2 separate regions of the Homo sapiens genome follow, and region 2 is linked to region 1. Evidence: chromatin contacts called from ENCODE Hi-C data. All regions are on one chromosome and are shown on one strand. The core of a region is the stretch at or near the end of the contact, and the rest is flanking DNA. Distances in the headings are between cores, read along the strand shown. Region 1 holds the start of SHOC2 (SHOC2 leucine rich repeat scaffold protein). Region 2 holds the start of CASP7 (caspase 7).

The links. Hi-C counts contacts between places; a loop is a spot of excess contacts on that map. Pooled maps may share reads with other maps.
Region 2: a pooled map shows a loop between it and region 1 (17-fold over the local background). The contact joins the promoter of CASP7 here to the promoter of SHOC2 in region 1. A Hi-C loop is called at or near these places in 2 of 37 single-sample maps with no recorded cell type and 9 of 50 pooled maps.

Annotation. Positions count from the first base shown.
Region 1 is chr10:110,917,791-110,921,303 of GRCh38, reverse strand. SHOC2 (SHOC2 leucine rich repeat scaffold protein) reads right to left here and starts at 1,700. Exons shown (of 9, transcript NM_007373.4): 1 at 1,647-1,700. BBIP1 (BBSome interacting protein 1) reads left to right here and starts at 2,124. Exons shown (of 4, transcript NM_001195305.3): 1 at 2,124-2,183; 2 at 3,091-3,183. The coding sequence starts at 3,147. RefSeq lists silencers at 1,241-1,330, 1,341-1,780, 2,631-2,790 and enhancers at 2,001-2,050, 2,071-2,270, 1,960-2,499.
Region 2 is chr10:113,677,952-113,681,464 of GRCh38, reverse strand. It overlaps CASP7 (caspase 7), which reads right to left and starts at 1,553. Exons shown (of 7, transcript NM_001227.5): 1 at 1,487-1,553. RefSeq lists an enhancer at 678-967.

The sequences.
Region 1 (3,513 bases), core at 451-2,950:
GACAAAAGGCTTATCATACTCAGTCTAAGTTCCATATGTGGCGAATGGTCATTTGCATACTTTATTCCTAAAATTCTTTTCACTGTCACACAGCAAAACATCAACACTTGATAAATTCAAATTATAAATATAACCTTACTGAATGTTACAAATTGGATGCAATAGCTAAGTCTCTTCAAGTACACAGTAACAGTTCTACAGTCCACAGCATGGAGGATGAGGGTAAAGATTAGTAAGTACACTAATAAATTGAGGTCTTTAAAATTAAAACTATTTTTCAGTGGTGTTGCTGCATTTAGTTACAAAAACACTTGGTTACACAAATGTACCTTAGGATTCTGAAAACCGTAACAAAAAGCTTTTGATATAGTAGTCCCTCTTGAGTAGAAACTAGACGCACTCGGTATCTAAGAAAAGTATACGAAATGGCACAGGTGTAAGCCTAGACACTGCTGGTAGTTATCACGCTGGAGGCAAATACTATACAGTCCACATCTGCAACCTAATTTTGCTTCAGCATCCCCAGAGACTTCGAAAATATTTCTTTGGGTAGGTTGCAAAACAGTGCTTCCTCTTTTATTCTCATCACCCCCATTACGATACAAAGCAACAGACAAGAAAAATCAAACTGCCAACTGTAAGGGCTTAAACACACACACAAAGCATCTTCTTTCTAGCTCCCGAATCGGTATTTATTCCACCTGTTTGTAAATCCATAATTCCACAATAACACAAACTGCCTGCTTAAAGAAAGGAAGGAAGAAAAGAAAAAGAAAGAAAAGAAATAAAGAGAAAGGCAAGTTAATGCTTTGGAGTCATTACTCTTCCACCTAGGCATGGGGGGAGGGGGATGGTACAAAAACAATGGATATTGAGGTGCTGGGGGAAAAATCGTCTTGCCCCAAAGCCTCTTGTGTTATGAGCCTGGGGAAGTCGGGGAAGAGTGAGACTACTTTTCCTCTCTCCCTAAAAGCTGTGCTATCACGGGGAGAGGTTGCCATCGGGCATGTTCTACGAGGCGGTCTCGAAGGGCTACAACTCGCTTCGCTAGGCAACACACCCAGAGCCGATCCAGCACTCTTCACTCAAGGGTTTTTAGGGAGAGGAGAACGGGAGAGCAAGGTGGACTCCAGGGAGGGGGCGAGAAGAGACCCCACCCTGTATGACCGCCGCTGCGCCCGGGCCCTCGCCAACGATTTACACGACTCGGGGCGCCCTGCGGACTGGGCCCGGGGGCCCAGGGAGCCGAGAGGAGAGAGACTGTCCGCCGGGGGCCCCCGGCCCGCGCCCTCGCGCCGGCTCGCCGTCGCCCAGGCGCTGTCCGGGCCGCCCGCCGCCGCCGCCGCAGGCCCGGCCCCGGCCGCTGTCACACCCGACCGCCTTCCTCTCCGCGCCGGGCTGCAGGCTCCCACGCGAGCCGGCTCCAAGGGCCCCGCACTCCCGGAGACAGCAACCAGGAAAGCGGCGGCGGCGGCGCCTCCCAGGGCCCCGGCCCCTCGGGCCTCGCCCCGGCGCTGCCGGCTCGCGCCTGTCAGGGCGCACGGGGCCTCCCCCTACCGACAGCCAGCCCGACTGCCCGACGGACAGGAAGGCAGGCAGGAAGAACCGACCAACAGACACCCTCCGCCTCATCGGCCCCGAGTTACCGTCAGGAGCCCCGACTCCGCCATCCTCCTCGCTCGCCCTCCTTCCTCCTCTTCCTCCTCCTCCTAAGAAGCGACGCTGCCCAACCGCCGCCCCCCGCCCGCCCCTCCCCCACTCGCCCCGCCCCGCCCGCCCCGCCACTACTCTCGCTCCAGCCTCCCCGCCCCACCCCTCTGCCGTGGGCCCGTCACTCGCTAGGCAAGAAAAATGGGCGGAACCGGGGCAAGAGAAGCTGCCCAATCAGAGACGGGCAGTGCCGCCAGCTTCTCTCTCTCCGCCCTTGTCCTTTCCTCAGTTCCTCTACGCCGTCTCCCGCCCACTGGGCGCCTCTGGCTAGCCGGGCTACAGAGTAAGCCTCCAGCAGGGTAGAGTGACAACTCCCCGATCGGAAGTTACTGTTGAAGCTAAGGCGGCCATAACTGATAATGGCAAAAGGAGATTCCTGGCTTCCTGTTTCCAGGGTGACGTAGATTTTTTTCCTTCGCCAGTCTCACCGTTACCCGGGGCAACAGCTGAGCCGTCTGGGAAGGGATGCATCTGTAAGTAAGCCCAAAGAGGTACCGTGGGTGACCACACATCCCATGTTAGACAAGTTAATTCATACTCCGGATTACACGTCCAGTTTCCTGGCCCTTATTTTACTGAGACGTCTGGTCACTTACGGAGATGGACAACAGTTTAGGGCTCCGAAATTCCCTCTCCTGCCCGGAAGTTGCATTTGGCACTTCCGAATTGGGTCATGGCGGAAGGGTGTTAATAGCCTGGCCGCCCGTGCCCCAGGGAATGCTTATTTTTGACCTTAGTTGCAAAGTGAGGTGAGTCCGTGGACCCCAACCAGTGGGCCGGACCCGGGCCGGACGGTCCCTGTGGGACAGAGCGCTGAAATGGCGAGCGGGGCTCAGGGCCGCTTCCGTTGGAAGGCGGTTTTTTTCCGGGCTGGCCTGGCGGCGGCCCGCCCCCGTGAGGCTCCCTGTGGGGTGAGGCCGCTCTACAGGCCGCCCTAACCCAGCCAGAGGCAGCCCGGCCGGGAGGACCCCAGCGGGGAATGGGCGGGGACCTCGGGGCGGAGCTCCTAACTCCGGCAAAACGGAGCTCTTGACCACGCCTCCGCAAGTTCCTATTAAGTACTTTCACTCCTTGGCCTTTGGAGGGAGGAGAATTCGGGAACTTCAGAAAATCATTTTCCACCTTCACCTATAAAAGGAAAAGATGAGCCCCTACCACCAGGGCAGGACCTCAATCTTTTTCCCCTGCCACCTGCCTTCCCATTCTGATTTTTCCCCCCTTTCCGCGTCTCTCCTTTGAGTCTTTGTAAGCTTTGACTGCGGTTCTGGTGGTGGGATTCCTGCAGGTCTACAGTTTCTTAAACAACGTGTTGAAGATTTTTGAAAATACTGTATTGCTTTTATATGGCCCTTTACAAAGTTATCATACATTATCTTGTAGTTTCTTCTGTATGCTTGAGTCAAGAACTCTAAGTCATCTTGGTAATACCGGGTTGGATGCTTAAAGCTGCAGCAAAAAGACCAGAACTTTCAGGTAAAATTGAAAATGGTTAATATCCAGCCAGTCAACAATACAGATGCAAACCTACCTTCTCGACTTAATTTCTGCTTCCTTAGTACTTACACGCCAGCCAAAATGAACTACTCTTGTTTCTTTGCTGTTAATTACTGAAATCTGTTGTAGCAGTCACCTTTTGTGATTCTGTATCTGATTCTGTTACCCGTGGAGATGTGTTTCCAGATTCTTCCCAGCAGGAAGTAATTTCCTCTGAGTTTAGCATTTTTTGTACATCTTTTATGACAATCAGTATGTTATATATATATAATAGCGCTTATGTTTTTAGCTTCACTACCATGTCTGCAC
Region 2 (3,513 bases), core at 304-2,803, 2.8 Mb before region 1:
GGGACCTCAGAAAAAGTGCTCGACCTCTCTAAGCCTCAGTTTCCTCATCTGTAAAATGGGAAAACAACAGTACCTATGTCACAGGTGGTTGGGAGGATGAATGAAACAATGCATGTAAAATGCTAGGTGGCACAATCTAAATAGTCAAGAAATATTCCCATTATCACCACTGCCCACGAGACTAAGATAATATGCAACTGTCAACCTTTGCCGATATTTAAAAACCACATCCATATTTTAAAAAGATTTTGTAGAGACTGAAAAAAAGTTCCTGTAGTGATTATTTCTAAACATGTTGAACAGGAGCCCACATGTTGGGGCAACTGGTACACAGCTGGGTAAGAAGTCACTGCCCAGCTATTGTCTGAACTTTTTACTTTCATGAAGGGGGAAATGGACTGCAGCTGCTTCCCCTGAAAAGTGACATCATACAATTTGTGACTCACTTCTTGCCCAAATAAAAATCTTCCTAAAGGGCACACAGAGAAGACCTGAAAACCTCCCCCTCTTGCCTCTAGCAGCTGGGAGGGGGAAAGGGAGGCTCTGCTGGGCACTCAAGCGCTCCGCTGCGTCACCCAAGGCTCATGGCACTGCTAGACCAGGGCCTTTACTTTGCTATTGCAGAAACTTTAGCTTCTTCAGAGACGTTAAGTAACCTGTCCAAAGCCACACAGTTTACAGGTGGCAGAAGGTGGACTGTGAATCTAGGCAATGGCGGTACCAAGGGTGAAGGTCAGGCCGGCGAGACCCAAAAGGAGGAAATAGCCTGTAAGTTGAGACAACAGGGAGGGCCACGTCAACTAGCCCAGGAGCCCAGAAGTTCAAGAATAAAGATCTGGAAATGATACACCCACAATCACCCACAAGTAATTTTACTGCTCCATAAACCGCAAAGCTGTCACCTGGAGCCTAACACTCCACACGTCTAAATGTCTCCTGCCTGGTTTCCACCTCCTCAAGGTCCCTCTAAGAGCCCTGCAGCAAGGACGCTCAGCTCCAGTGTACTCAGACTTGACAGAGCCACTGCCGCGAAACGCGTACCATAATCAACTCTGTCCATCCCCGCCAACAGTCTGCGGGGATCACCGTGGTTCCCATTTAACAGAGAGAGGGTTGAGGTCCCACCGCCGGCAGGCAAGGGGTGGGGACCGGAACGCAGGCAAAGGAGCCCTCGCTGTTAGCCGCTGTGCCAGATCACGAGCCCTCCTCTCCTAAATCTCGAATAGTACGAGGTGTCCCCTAGCCCCCCGGCTAGGAGGGAAGGGAGGACAAGCTGAGCAAGGCAAGCGATGGAGAGAGCGGAACGGGCCCTCTTCCCAAAGTTTCAGCGCAGGCCGTCGGGGCCACTCAGTCCCACTCAACCAGGCTCCCCTAGACCACGCTGGGGGCGCAGGGGGGAACTAGGAAGCCGGCAGGAAGGAGGGAGGCAAGGCGCGCACGGCCGGCGGGCTGGAGAGGCGCCGGCCGAGGTGGGGGCTGCAGTTACCGTTCCCACGGCGGTAGGGCGGCTGGGACTGGCACAGTCTCTCTCCGTCGCTCCGCAGCAAGGGTCTGGGGCCCCTTTAGCGAAAGCGAAACTAAAAGTCTCGGCGCTGCGGAGGGAGGAGCCGCCCTGGGTAGGGCCGGGCGGGGCTTGCACCGCCCCTGGCTCGGGGTAGTGCGCTCCGCAGGGGTGGAAGAGCCCAAAGCGACCCGTGTCCCCGCACGCATAGTCCCTGGAGGGCGCTCTCTGCAAAGCTGGCCGCGCGCTCTGCCAAGTTGGCCCCTCGCTCTACAAAGTTGAGCCCGCGCGCGGGAGAACGCGCACAGCAAAGTTTGCAGTTTCCCGGGACAGCCGAGCCGCCGCGGGTTGTTCCGGGAAAAAAACAAATCTGCCAAACTGGCCGCGCTCCAAGTGACCCAAAGAGCGCAGATTTCGCGGCGGCGCTCAGTGATGGGGCGCTCGTGTGGTCACCTCCACTTCCCCGCCCCCAGTGTACACCTCGACCTGGGCCTTCACATCAACTCGGAGACCCCTTTCCCATAGCCAGAGGCTCTCCCCTAGCGAAACCTGGATCCCAGCTGGAACTGCTGGCGTCCCCCTGGGGGACTCCACGCCTACATTAGCATGCGTACCCCACAAGGCTGATCCGCTTCGGGCCCGCTGTGGCATCCACTGTGGTCTCCTAGACGTTGCTTTGCGGGGGGCGCCCTCCTGCGCGCGTGGGCGTAGGACGCTCCCTCAGCTTTGAAGGAAGTACCCACCCAGCAGCCCAGCTTGCTGGTGGAGATGCTGCTCCTGGATCTTTCGGGAAATATTTGTTGTGCGCCCCCGTGTGTCAGGGACTGGGTATGCGGCCGGGAGTCAGTCAAACACGGGAGAGACTGAGCACTTCCACGGATTCTAGTTCACCCCAACCCCACAGCATACGCACACACACACACACACACACACACACACACGGACACACGGATTCCAGTTCACCCTGACCCCACAAAACACACACACACACACACGGATTCCAGTTATCCAGTTCACCCTGACCAAACACACACACACACGGATTCCCGTTCACCCTGACCCCACAAAAGACATACACAGGCATTCCAGTTCACCCTGACCCCACAAAAGACATACACAGGCATTCCAGTTCACCCTGACCCCACAACACACACACACACGCATTCCAGTTTACCCTGACCCCACAACACACACACACACGGATTCAAGTTCACCCCGACCCAACACACCCACACACAAACACACAGATTCTAGTTCATGAAACCCACCACACACACGGATTCATACACACACACGCACCTAGTTCACCCTGACCCCACAACACACACACACACACACACACACACACACACACACACACGTCTTTCTTCACCCTGGCTCAGGGAAGCAACTAAACTCAATCACACTGAGGTGTAAAATATCTGAGAAGAAATTGTAGTTTTATTCATATCAGAGACACAGTATTTACTTTTAGGAACCACCAAATCCTTGCGTGAATGGAGTACATGCTTAGTGGTCGGATACCAGGCAAGAACGCCATCTTCTCTTTCTGTTTGCTTGCTTTCCCGTGGGCCTGAGACTTCAGTATTTGTCGCTCAAATCTCTCCAGGTGAGGATGCTTCCTTGGTTTGAAAAAAAAAGACTGACCCCTGGCAAGTGTAAGGGAATAATTATAATTGATTAACTTACGGGAAAATCCTGAATCCCTGAATATTTTTAACCAGCAGTGACACAATTTCTAATGTGGCTGCCCTAGTCTTTTTTTAATACCCATGTTCCCAAAATGTTGGAGGTAAAGTAAGCCATTTAGACGCTAAGATAATTTGCTTTGTAAAGAAATTCAAGGCCAGGCGCGGTGGCTTACGTCTGTAATCTCAGCACTTTGGAAGGCCGAGGCGGGCGTATCACGAGGTCAGAAAATCAAGACCATCCTGGCTAACACGGTGAAACCCTGTCCCTACTGAAAATACAAAAAAATTAGCCAGGCATGGTGGCGGGCGCCTGCAGTCCCA